Linked DNA regions of Homo sapiens: region 2 is linked to region 1. A link is a contact called in ENCODE Hi-C data. All regions are on one chromosome and are shown on one strand. The core of a region is the stretch at or near the end of the contact, and the rest is flanking DNA. Distances in the headings are between cores, read along the strand shown.

The links. Hi-C counts contacts between places; a loop is a spot of excess contacts on that map. Pooled maps may share reads with other maps.
Region 2: a pooled map shows a loop between it and region 1 (5-fold over the local background). The contact joins two enhancer-like sites. A Hi-C loop is called at or near these places in 4 of 37 single-sample maps with no recorded cell type and 2 of 50 pooled maps.

The regions. Positions count from the first base shown.
Region 1 is chr7:5,689,070-5,695,683 of GRCh38, forward strand. All of the region lies in intron 13 of RNF216 (ring finger protein 216), which reads right to left. Among named protein-coding and RNA genes, the nearest start is that of RNF216-IT1, 12 kb to the left of the region's middle. RefSeq lists an enhancer at 6,147-6,386. Within about 2 kb of position 3,747, at least 36 of the 41 ENCODE cell types and tissues checked have a DNase peak (open chromatin) inside an H3K27ac peak, as active enhancers do.
Region 2 is chr7:6,250,344-6,257,567 of GRCh38, forward strand. All of the region lies in intron 1 of CYTH3 (cytohesin 3), which reads right to left. Among named protein-coding and RNA genes, the nearest start is that of CYTH3, 19 kb to the right of the region's middle. RefSeq lists enhancers at 183-342, 6,293-6,342. Within about 2 kb of position 5,975, at least 15 of the 41 ENCODE cell types and tissues checked have a DNase peak (open chromatin) inside an H3K27ac peak, as active enhancers do.

The sequences.
Region 1 (6,614 bases), core at 2,497-4,996:
TCTGTGAAACAAAATGATATCCTATTATATGGCACCACCATCAGTGCCTTGTGAGCCAATATGCAGAACCAAAAGCACAGGAGGGAGGTGGAAGGGGGTCCTGGAGTGCAGCGCTAAGGGTCTGGGGAGGTGGATGCTTGACGGGGGCAAAGGGCAGGCCTGGCTCCAGAAGCTGATATGGCAGCATTTTGGCTAGTTTGTGAGGTATAGGAAAAGTGACAGAAGTTACGCTCAGTTTTTGTAACCATGACTCACTCCAAGACTTTCTCAACAATAACCATATTTGTAGTATTAAAAAAAAAAAAAAAAAGAAAGAAGAAGAAAAGTGAAAGGCAAAACATCCAAAGCCGAGGAGGCAGGGCGCCTAGAAACCCACATCCCTTCTGTTGTCAAGTGATCAATAATTTCCCACTTTCTGGAGGCCATTTTCTAAAAAAAAACAAAAAACAAAAAACCCTAGGCTTGTAGTCAAGTAGTTTTCCTTTTCTCTTGGACTTCCTACAAGTTTTTAAAGCATAAGAAATGTAGTTTTAGGGCTGTAATTACATGATAGACTTGAGTAAAATCATTTAGATATGCAGAGTTTAATAAATAGTACAAAGGCCAGGCATGGTGGCTCACGCCTGTAATCCTAGCACTTTGGGGAGGCCGAGGCAGGTGGATCACCTAAGGTTAGGAGTTCAAGACAAGCCTGGCCTGCGTGGCAAAATTCCGTCTCTACTAAAAATGCAAAAAAATTAGCTGGGTGTTATTCCAGCCACTTGGGAGGCTGAGGCAGGAGAATCACTTGAATCCAGGAGGCGGGGGGTTGCAGTGAGCCAAGATTGCGCCACTGCATTCCAGCCTGGGTGACTCTGTCTCAAACAAAAAAAAAAAAAGAACAGAAAAGAGAAGAGAAGAGGAGGGCAGGTAACCCCCCTTATTTGCCGAGTTCACCTGTATTATATTTTACTTACATCTTTAAAGGTTTTATGGCCAGGCGCGGTGGGTGGCTCATGCCTGTAATCCCAGCACTCTGGGAGGCTTAGGCGGGCGGATCACCTGAGGTCAGGAGTTTAAGACCAGCCTGGCCATGGTGAAACCCTGTCTCTACTAAAAATACAAAAAATTAGCCAGGCATGGTGGTGCACACCTGTAATCCCAGCTACTTGGGAGGCTGAGGCAGGAGAATCTCTTGCACACAGGAAGCGGAGGTTGCAGTGAGCCAAGATCGCGCCATTGCACTCTAGCCTGGGCAACAAGAGTGAAATTCCATCTCAAAAAAAAAAAAAAAAGATTTTAAAGATCCTTTTTACTTCCTGTTTCTCTAAAAGCATGGTTAGCAATGCTCAGAAGCTAGGTCAGTTTTGGTGACTGACTGCTTTGTTAAGGTTTCCCAGGTAGTATTAAAGACCTGGAATCTATCAGCTGCTGCCACAGAATGAAATTCTCCTCTCCCTGCACCATCTACCACTTAGACCAGGGGAGGAGGCGCCACCTTCACCTCCCCTAGAAACTTCAGCAGCTCCCATCAGCAGTGCTTTCCCTGTACATCTGCAAGCATCACATAACCCTAAATAGTAAGCAGGACTGGCACTGTTATCCCATTCTACAGAAGAGCAAACAGAAGTCCACAAAGGCAGTGGGAAGTGCCCAGGGCTAGTGAGAGGTAGAGTGAAGATCTCGCCCTTCTCTGCTGATGCTCCTGCAATACAGCCCACACTAGAGCTCATGCCCCGACAGCCTGCAGGGATGTACACACGCATGTTCTGCCAGGACAGCTCTGCCACACCAGCCTGACACTTAATAACACATACGCACATGTGTAAAATGTACACATTCATCATGGAATTGCGATTTGGGGGCTGAAGACAACCTACAGATGAGTCAACTTGGACCCTGTGGTTCAGGGCTTATCCAGCACACAGCCAGGAGAGGCTGAAGCTCCACCTCCACACACCCCCTGCAGCACCTTTTCTGCCTGTCGTCTCTTCCCAGCTCACACAGCCGTGCAAAGAACTCTGTTCTCACGGGTTGATCTGCCATGTTTTTAAGTTCCGACAGAAGCACACCCATTTCTCTAACCGTGTGTGTAGACGGTGAGCCTGGGTGATCAACGTGACAGCACTTCTGCTCATGCCAACAGGGTGCTCTGCCAGGTCTACCCATGGTGAAGGGGAGACAAGCCACCTGACACCTCGCCACTCGGGCCGACGGCAGCATTTGACTGCTAGGACACTGTCTTGTGACCCACTTTACTCACTGCTCCTTACTTCTCAGTTATAAGCAGTAATTAGTAATGTCAGTGTTCCTGTTCTGGCTGGATTGCTCCTGGCTGGATTGCTCCAGGCCCATTAATGATACAAGAGCAGGAACAGATGAATGCGTAAGTGTACAAGAGAGGTTTCAAGGTTAAAGGCAGTAATGGAGAGAGCTATGGTGGGGGTGGGGAAGGCAGTGCTGGTGTGTGTAGAAGAGAAGGGGAGAGGGGGAATGTGTGTGTGAGAAAAACAGAGTATGTGTGTTAGTTTTAAGTCTATTCTTTAAAATGCCCAGCTTCTCCTTAGGGGCAACATGTATGGCAAAGCACAACTTCTTAGCGTCCTCAATCAAGTGAAGTAGAATCTTCTATCTGGCATGGACACATGGTTCTGGCCACCCGGCAGGGAGTCCATCAGTACTAACTCTAGACACCGGAGAGTTACTAGTGTATGAAATTGAGGTCAGAGGAAACTACACCAATATCTTTCAAACATATTTTCGATGTTTTAAATAACTTCTCTTACAGAAGGCAATGTCTGCTTGTTCAGCAGAACTGCTACCTTCCCACTTAATGCTTTTACAGCGGAAGTCAAGACAAGTAATGAAAGACAGACCCCAGGGGCCGACAGTCAGGCCCTCCTACTCTAGTGGAAGAGATACAATACTTTATATTGTTACAATTGCCTCTGCATACCTACAAATCTCCATGTTTTCAAGGAGGGATTTCAAAAGGTATAATTTCCGACATTCCTACCCAGAGTTTTGCTGAAAAATAGAATGACAGCAAGTAAGCCCGCAAATCATGCCTGGAAAAGGCTTAGCACGGCTATTTGAAAAATATTTGCTTGGGAGCTGGAAGAGGGAACTATGAATCGAGGCTGGCAGCCAAATGGGAATTTTTTAGTTGTTTATATGTACACTGCCTTCTAAGCAGACAAGGATTTGCCACTAAGCCTTTTACTTGTTCCTCACATACCAAAAGCTAACTGTTACACATACTAGGAAAGTAACAACTTTATTTGCTGATTTCACAACCCAAAGCAGACATTTTTAAAAAGCGGTCATAGCAACGCCGGGTGAATCAGAACCCATCCTTGTTAGTCAGACATACTCTGTGGGAAAAGGCAGCAGTTGGAAACAGTCTTGAATTCTAACTACTAAAAGCCATACTAATTCCCGCGGGGCCCTGACTTCTGGTCCAAGGTTTCTCACTGGCTGTATCCTGTCCGACAGTGCCAGAGCTTGTGCTGCAAGCAGAGCCCGTGCAGAAGGCGAGCGAGGAGAAAGGCAGAGCTGCTCAGTTCCAGCTCCTTCCACACACCACAAAACGCCATCCCTCGCCTCCAGCCCGAGGCAAGGCACTCCTTTTTAGGTGGTAAAATAAGCCTTCCAACACACCAGAAGAAATAGCTTGGAGTTTGAAAATACACAAGCATATTTTAATAATCACATTTCTATTTTTCAAGTTCTCTTAATACAAACAAAACAAAAATTCTTTTGCTCATGTTCAGACATGACTAAGTTAATGACAATGGGTATACAATGTGACACATGCACACTCCTCCCTTAACCCTTGGTGAGCATCCTCAAAAGCGATTCACTGCTACCCATTTCTTATCTATCCTTCCAAATAGATTTTATGTCTGTGTCAGCAAGCATCTCTTCCTCCTCCCATTTAAGACACAATTGTGGGCATATTGCACCCATTGTTCTACGTCTTGCTTTTTTCACTTAATATCTTGGAGACAGCTCCATATTTGCACAACGGGATTCCACGTCATTCTTTTAAACGCTATGGTATATGCTACGGGTTGGCAAACTACAGCTCACTGGCCAATCTGGCCCTCTGCCAATTTTTGTAAATATAATTATACTGGGACACAGCCACATTCATTTGTTTACATATTGTCTGTGGTTACTTTCACGCTATAAAGGCAGAGTTAGGTAGCTGGGATAGATACCATATGGTCCGCAAAGCCTGAAATATTTACTACCTTGCCTTTTACAGAAAAAGTCTGCTGACCCCTGGTATGGATGTTTACAGAAAAAGTCTGCTGAACCTCAGTATGGATGCTGACCCCCCGGTATGGACCTCCACTGTACTGAGGTACCAAAATGTACTGAAATTGTTCCCTGCTGATGGGTATTGCATTGGATTTCCTTAAGAATAAAATTAAACTCCTTTAATGCTAAGAAGCTCCAAGACATTTGAGGAAGGAAAGAGCAGGAACTAGCTAGGAAGAAGCCGGCATGAAGAAGCCAAGCTTAAAGAGGGAACTTCAGAGCAAGCTACAACCTCCCCAAGTGTCAATTCCTCTTTTTAGAGGAAGTAAGAAGGGAACTGTAGGTCTTTTGATAAGAGGAAATTCCCCTTTGCTATATCAAAGCTGCTCCCTGTGCTTGTGTTGTTCTAAAGTTAGGCAAGACTGCCTGAAGCATACTGTGACCAAATTAGGAAGCAAGAAGGCTGATGTCTCTAAAGCTGGTCACCCATGGCCAGGCAGCCCAGGCATGCAAAGACAGAGATGGACGCGGGTAGAGACTCTCTGGCCAACAAGGAGATGCTATTTGCTTAAGAAATCAGCCTTAAAAATGACACAACGAAAATTAATAACTGTTCTATAAGATGGAATTCACTTGCTGTTGTTGACCAAAAAAACAAAGGCTTCCAACATTTCCACAAGCAAAGAACATGAGAGAAGCACAGTGAGACGAATGCTCCCAGGCATCATGGGTTTATTCCAAAGGCAGTAAAGGTCTTGGAAAGTGCCAAGGAAATTATACCACTTAGCTCTTTGATAGATCAAGATAGTCAGTTTTACACTATTGAGAAAAGAAGAATCCAGAAAGGTCTTACTAAAAAGGGCATTTTGTAAACTTTCCATTTTAGGACGGCCTACTCAATTTCTTTATTTGCTGGAACAGTTTTCAAACAAGTCTTTCAGCTTCAAAACAAGGTCTAGGTATGCAGTACTTGAATCATTCACACTGAGCTTGCTTCCGCCACTGCTACTCAATGATATTCTCTTTAAGGAATGACTTCTGAGTTAACTTTTGATTCAGATCCAATGAGCTCAGAATCTATTCTGACCACGAGCACTATCTGGGTAATAACATTTGACCTTGAAATCCCTGCTTTCCTCCAAAACTTCCAGATCAGCAAGATTCTTGGACACAATTTTTATTCCCTTGGCAATGTGCTTAGTTCAGTTCCAACATCTGCTATGAGATCAGACAGTCAGAATTAAGGTAAGTTTAAACGACAAAACAAATCTCAGTTCTTGTTTATAGGAAAACCTTCAAGGGCTCCAAGCCAAAGGATGAGGCCCACTTGTGGCGCAATTTGAGGACCTGCCTGCCCTGGAGCAGAGATGTGTATGGTGGCCATGCCCTTCAGCCTATGGAAAGTACATTCTCTGTAGCTGCGTAGCTTGTGTTGGGCTGGTCTCCTGGTCTGCCAGGGTGCACTGGGCAGAAATTTTACAGCCACTCTCTCAAAGTGTTCTAGGTGTTGTCAAAATAGCTAAGCATTTGTCTACTAACTACTCCTGTTTTGATTTTGAACATTTATTTATAATCATCTAAAGGACCCAAGCATTTTATAGAAAAGACAATATACTTTCCAAAGACCCTGGTTAACTGACATACAAATCCACCAACTAAGAACTGTATTTCTATTAGTTAAGGCTTCTGTGGCTCAACTTTAACTGAGCCAAAAAATACACTAATGGGCCAATGGGGACACAGATGGGTTAGGGAACTACCCCTGAACCCAAAGTTCATATATAGCCAAGAAGTTCAATGACTTCAAGCTACACGAAGTTAGCACTTAACCTATCCACGGTTCTTCATCTGTACAACAAGCATGTCTGGGTTATATGACCTCCTGGGTCCGGCTTATAAATCTAACATCTACAACTGCAAGTCAAGAGTACCAAATACCAATATACAAAACCACCTGCGCAGACCCAGTGCAGCAACTTGTACCAAGGTTTGAACCACACATTCACACGTCCAGCAGCCACAGAGACGAAAACGACACGCCAGCCTGTCCTGACCTCACACTCCCCAGTCTGAGGGCCCGGCAGAAGCGCCACATCGCCTTCCTCTCCTGTTTTTTCTTATGGCTGCTGCTGCCTCGGAGCCCGGACTAAGCAAGGCTGTTAGGCACGGGGTGAGCACGGTTGCGCCTACTGCTGAGAGTGCCTCTCCCTGCCGGTCTCCTGCTCTCTCTCTGCAGAGCAGAAGACACCGCAGCTATAGACAAGTTCTATTGCCCTTTTATGGTAGAAAAATGAATTGCTTGCTAGCAGTGGTGCCGAGAGAGATGACAGAATGGAAAGTTGTCATTTGTTGTGGTTTTGGCAGCCACA
Region 2 (7,224 bases), core at 4,725-7,224, 560 kb after region 1:
CCTTTTCAATAGGAAGAAAACACAAGCAAACCTAAAAACCTTCAAGATAGCACACAGCCACAGATTCAACCATGTGACAGAGGTGAGCAAAACCTCTCTGACCACTCCCAACACTAAAACCAATCCAAGTCTCAGTTCCACCCACAGGAGAAGCACAGACACTGACACTGAATCGAGCTGCAACACGGATGAACCTGGGAAAATGACTCATGCCACAACATGGATGAACCTGCTGAGTGAAAAATGCCAAACACAGAAGACCACATATTCTATGATTCCATTTACGTGACATGTCCATGGAAACAAAAAGTCAATGAATGACTGCCAGGGGTTGCAGAGGAGGGGATGACAGCTAATGGGGCCCAGGTTCTTTTTGAAGTGATAAAAATGTTCTAAAATTAGATAGTGCTGATGGTCGCACAACTTTATGAATATACTAAAAGCCATTCAATTGTGTAATTTAAAAGGATGACTATAATGGCATGTGGATTATAGTGATTTCTAAAAAGAGAATAGGTGCTTTATTACCAAATACACTGAAGGTGCACAGTCCCTCGCTCCTGTAATATTTCACTGGATCAGAAATTACTTCAGAGCACAGGGTCTCTGCTACAACACAGAGCAGCAAACCAATCATACATAAATCTGAGAAGAGCCGGGCTCAGTGGCTCACGCCTGTAATCCCAGCACTTTGGGAGGCCAAGGCGGGTGGACTGAGGTCAGGAGTTCAAGACCAGCCTGGCCAACATGGTAAAACCCCATCTCCACTAAAAATAGAAAAATTAGCTGGACGTGGTGGCGGGCGCCTGTAGTCTCAGCTACTTCAGAAGTTGAAGCAGGAGAATCGCGTGAATCCAGGTGGCGGAGGTTGCAGTGAGCCGAGATCACGCCATTGCACTCCAGCCTGGGCAACAAGAGCGAAACACCGTCTCAAAAAAAATAAATAAAATAAAATAAATCTGAAAAGAAAGCTATCAGACTATTCTTTTTTTTTTTTTTCTTTAAAGGAGTAATAATGAGGCAGGAGAGAAGGAGGGGAGACATGTAGGAAGTTTCTTGAAGGGCTACAAAAGCGTTTCTTTCAGTGGGAGGCAGAAAATCAAAACGTGTGAGAAGCATGGAGACGGAACCCTCTCAGTGTAAAATAGGAAAGGATTCTTCAAAATACCGTTCATGGCGGCGCAGACAGAGCAGCAATCTGTGAAGGACCGCAAAATTCTCCGCCCTTAAATTTGTTCAGTAGTGCTCATATATTACATCCACTGAAGTGCCACTGGTTTATTATTTCCGTAAAGTTTAAACAGCCTTAAGACACTGAACAACATTTTTGTGCTGAATAATAAATATGTTTATGACTGATGCCCTGAACCACGGAAACGTAAAAAAGAGCTTCTAAAAATAGAGTACAGGACTTCAAAGAGGCCTGTCCATAAAATCAAATCTACAAAGAATAACTCAGATGGTTACCACAGAATCGCATGAGTTCTTCACAGGCACCATTGGTATTTAATAGTCCCCAAACAGGACGTCTGGCTACAATTACAAGAAATATGAGAAATCTGACCCCCTTAATGTGAAAAAAGAAAAACAAAATGCTTGAGATAAGTATGTGAAAATCACTAGTCTTATGATCATTACATTGATCATAAAAACCACTTTAAAACATAATTCATTTTCAGCTACAGGATGGTGATATGGACCTGGTCCTGTTAAGACAGAGCAGAAGATGCAAATCTTTTATAGAAATTACACTGAAACAGATAGGCAAATGTGGAATGTAGTTTGATTGAACTACTGATTCTGAATTTATTTGCTGTATGGTAAATGCATAAATTTGAGTACTACTGAACAAATTTAAGAGAAACTGGCTTTCTTTCACAGATCCTTGCTATCTCTATACCAGCATGAACATGAACAGTATTTTGAAGAATCTTTGCCCTATTTTACAAGAGGAGCGTTTAGTTCTCTGGGTTCTCATGCTTTACTATTTTCTGCCTCCAAGGAAAATAATGTGTCAGCCTCACATATACTCTCTGGTTACGTGGCGTGTACATAATTAAAAGGGAAAATTAAAATGCCTTCTAGACTAGTCACGAACAAAATTAATACTTTAGAATGGAATTTAAATCAGTCATCTGAAAGGGAGACTCCGAGACCCTGTTGCTATTTCTTGAATACTTTTAGAGGAGTGTCATTTTTTTTCCCACCCTGCCCTTTCCTTTATTGGCTTTTCATACAATGAGTTTGCTGTGCCCATCACCGGATACATGAACAACAACAAAAAAGCTACAGCTGGATCCTGTATTAGTCTCAGCTGCAGTTAAAGCTCTTTTTTTAAATCAATAGGAAAGTGTTGAGGGAGGGAAGAAGAAAAAGATGCATTCCTGAGAGATTTAAGGTTTAGTCTTCATCCAAGGATCTGACAGCAAAAGTATCTCTTGAAAATTATGTAAATATAGTTTGTCTTACTAAATTTTCCAATTGTTAAGTTCATTTCTTTATAAAACCATGGCCAAATATTAAAATAAAATCCTCACTATGTTAAGCCAGATAACTACCTCCGGATGGGTGTGAGTCTGAGAAACCACTGTGGATGCTTGTTCCAAATTTACCCACACACACATTCCACTGACATCTGAACCACTCCGTAACTCCTTCTGGTTACCAACTTAATCCACACTTACCAAAGAACAAGAAAAATGAATGTCACTTTTACCTTGAATCAAAATGATTTTTAACATATTTACAATTAAAAAATTAAAGAAACTGAAGCACTTATCAATTCTGCTTACACATGCAATCTAGTCTATAGGATGCAAATAATGATATTAGACAATAAGCCTGGACTCTTCAAAAAGGTGTCACGAAAACAATTTTTTTTTTTTTTTTTTGAGACAGAGTCATACTGTGTTCACCCAGGCTGGAGTGCACTGGCAGAACCTTGGCTCACTGCAACCTCTGCCTCCTGGGTTCAAGCAATTCTCGTGCCTCAGCTTGAGATTTCAGGTATGCAGCACCATGCCCAGTTAATTTTTTTGTATTTTTAGTAGAGATAGGGTTTCACCATGTTGGCCAGGCTGGTCTTGAACTCCTGGCCTCAAGTGATCCGCCTGCCTCGGCCTCTCAAAGTGCTGAAATTACCAGCCTGATCCATCGCACCCAGCCACCAAAACACATTTTAAAATTAAAAACAGCCGGGCACGGTGGCTCACGCCTGTAATCCCAACACTTTGGGAGGCCAAGGCGGGCAGATCACAAGGTCAGGAGTTTGAGACCAGCCTGGCCAATTTGATGAAACCCTATCTCTACTAAAAATACAAAAATTAGCCGGGCGTGGTAGTAGGCACCTGTAGTCCCAGCTACTGGGGAGGTTGAGGCAGGAGAATCACTTGAACCCGGGAGGCGGAAGTTGCAGTGAGCCGAGATCATGAGACTGCACTCCAGCCTGGGTGACAGAGTGAGATGCTGTCTCAAAAATAAAAATAAATAAATAAACAAAAGAGGCCAGGTGCAGTGGCAGGCACCTGTAATCCCAACTACTCGGGAGGGTGAGGCAGGAGAATCACTTGAACCCGGGAGGCAGCGGTTGCAGTGAGCCAAGATCATGCCACTGCACTCCAGCCTGGGTGACAGAGTGAGACTCTGTCTCAAAAATAAAAATAAATAAATAAAATAAAAAATAAAGAAAGGAGGCCAGGTGCAGTGGCAGGCACCTATAATCCCAACTACTCAGGAGGGTGAGGCAGGAGAATCACGTGAACCCGGGAGACGGAGGTTGAAGTGAGCTGAGAGATCGCACCACTGCACTCCAGCCCTGGCCACAGAGCAAGACTCCACCTCAAAAACAAACAAACAACAACAAAAATAAGACTGATAAAAGATAACTAAATAGAAGGTGTAAATCTTAATTAGAGCCTAGATAGGTTTAAAAAAAAAAGAAAGCTATAAAAACATTTTGGTAACAACTGGGGAAAGCAGAATGTGTACTATTTTGGAACAATATTATGGAATGACTGTTAGTTATCTTAAGAATGATAACGGCTGTAGTTATGTAGGAGAATGTCCTTAGAAGACGAGTGCTAAAGTATTTCTTTGAAAAGCGTTATGATGTTTGTAACTTTTTGAGACGGAGTCTCGTTCTGTCGTCTAGGCTGGAGTGCAGTGGCGTGATCTCAGCTCACTGCAACCTCCGCCTCCCAGGCTCAAGCTATTCTCATGCCTCAGCCTCCCAAGAAGCTGGGATTACAGGCGCATACCACAATGCTCGGCTAATTTTTTGTATTTTTAGTAGAGACAGGCTTTCACCATGTTGGCCAGGCTGGTCTCGAACTCCTGACCTCAAACAATCTGCGCACCTTGGCCTCCCAAAGTGCTGGGATTATAGGCGTGAGCCATCGCACCTGCCCATGTTTGTATCTTGCTTTCAAATGGGTTCAGTCACACACACACAAATTGTAATACAAAGACAGACAAGCAAATGTGGCCAAATGTTAGCAGCTGGTGAATTTAGGTGAAAGACATATAGGATTCATCGTACCATTCCTTCAACTTTTCTGTAGATTTGAACATTTTCAAAATACAAAGTTGGGAAGAAAAGATATAATAATCATATTGCCAATCATCAGTTATTCCTCAGCCCAAATAAAACAATTCTTCCAACTCACTCTACTCAGTATGTAAAGACAGGCAGGCCAGAGGCTTAACACACTGATGACTAACAGTTTTGAATGCCTACTATTACAATCGTCGAGATTTTTGATAAATTCTTCATATAAATAATTTCACTTCGGTTTTTTAACAGCTTAGGGAGATTAAGTAACTTACACAAAATCACAAGGCTAGAAATGACAGAGCTGCAGATATTTACTTAAAAATATGTCAATACCAAATATTTGTCAACACCAATCAGGCTCAAATGTTTAAACAAACTTATGTAAGCATACAGAAAGTATGAATACAAATTCTCAGAACCATTAACATTATAGATGACAATATTCTGCCTTGAACAAGGGGAATTACCCGAAATATCCTCAATGGCTGACCTGATATAGCAAACAGGGAAAAGTTCTGAAATCCTAATTCCTAGAGACCCCAAGGGAAAAGAGGGCCTCTCCAATCCCACAGGACTAAGACTATTTAGGAAGGAATGGCTACATAGTTATCTCCAGCATGATGCATCCCAACAGAGTCGGCCGTGAAGAAGCTGGGCTGAGGACCAGAAAGGCCCCCACCACAGCACTGCAGTAGTCCTGGGGGTCCAGCACCTCATCAAGATAGGGAGGGAGGGATATGTTGGGGACATCAGGAGAAAACAGCTTCTACTTCAAGTCTCTTATGAAATTAAGGACTTACAGACTCCCTATGTGGGGGAGACGCTCAGGTTAGTGTGACTACCCAAGTTTGACCTTTAATCTGTTTTTTTTTTTTTTTTTTTTTTTGAGATGGAATCTCCCTCTGTCACCCAGGCTGAAGTGCAGTGGCGCGATCTCTGCTCACTACAAGCTCCGCCTTCCAGGTTAACGCGATTCTCCTGCCTCAGCCTCCTGAGTAGCTGGGACTACAGGTGCCCGCCACTACGCCCAGCTAATTTTTTGTATTTTTAGTAGAGACAGGGTTTCACTGTGTTAGCCAGGATGGTCTCGATCTCCTGACCTCGTGATCCACCCACCTCGGCCTCCCAAAGTGCTGGGATTACAGGCATGAGCCATTGCGCCCGGCCAACCTTTAATCTGTTTAACCAAAGTTGAAATGGCCCTGTCAATAACTTTACAACTCTAAGGAAACAGCACTCCTGTAAAATCTGTTCTTGAAATTCCCAGTCACTGATCCAATCAACTACATTTCGTGATGGCTGAAACCAAGATAAAACCGCCTACAGCAAGTCCTGAGACTCGAGAACTTCTGCCGGGATATTCTCTCCAAAGGGAGTCACTGGCCACTGGTTCAGGCAGGGGGCCCTAGAGCACACTCCCATTTGTGGAACTCCCAGGCAGGCCTGCACCAAACCTCAAGGGGGCTGAAAGGACTAGGATAGTGGACTTCTCTCTGAAGACACAAATTCTTTGCTCCCCTTTACAGGTATAACAGAAATGGGAGATAAATGTTTTAGCGCAGAACTTAACAAGACTTCTGAAGTAGATGGTCTTCATTACCTTTAGATGCAAGACAGTCCGCTCTTCACCAGAATCATAATAGGTAATACTTGACAGGAAGACATGCAAAGAGAGAAGCCCCCAGACTCCTCTCCTGAGAAGGAAAAAGTGGGGAGCGGTGGAAGCAGTGGGAAGGTAATAGAGACTTAAATCCTAAAACAAATGTCCAAGTACTAACAGCAGCAGAACCCAGGGGAAATAGCTTATGTTCTTTCCAGATGAAAAAAATTAAAAAGTCATGTTCTGCATGTCCAGCCAAATTACTGGGCACTTGTCAGGCAGAGCAACTACTGGGGGAGCCAAGGGAGGGCAGGACACACCACATCCATGTGGACTCTGCTCCCTCTGAGAGCTGTCATCAAGAGTGAAGCTGGCGGGACAACGTGTGGCGAGCAAGAGCTAGCAGACTTCAAGACCAGTCTGACCACAAAAAGGAAGGAAAGAAGGCATTTGACTTTCTTTTGTGAAAACTGAAACATCCTAGTAACCATCTGACTAGTATACAGTTTAACCACTACTTTGAACTAAATTTCAGGAACATAGTCCATAACAGACACCCTGTGATTCCCGAGAAAACGCAACATTTTAGAAGAAGACTTATCCAACGTGAAGATTTTTTTTTACATAAGGCAATGAAAGGCATCATTTATTCTCGAAATGTGTCATGCTCTCAGAAGTGTGGTCATATACTGAATCAAAGTCTACAATCACTCATCTTCCCACGCCTGGGAAATACAGCCTCATCATGTGAACAGGCCAAACATTCAAAAGACACTAAAATTCTTCAATTTTCCCATACTCTAACACAAACAAAACTGAATTCATTTGTCTGATCCTTTCTCAACTCAAAAAAATTTTAATCTAATTACTGAAACTTGGAAAAGGACATTCTTGATTATTTTATTTCCTCTCTGTAAAGAACTAAAAGGAAGTCCTGTCTTCTAACAGAATATTAAATTGCCAATGCCACCTTTGATTACTGCATACTTCTAAATGTACACGTTAAAATACACATAAAGATTTGCCAAATGAAACAATGTATTTCTAAGAATACGAAAACGTATTTTGTTTT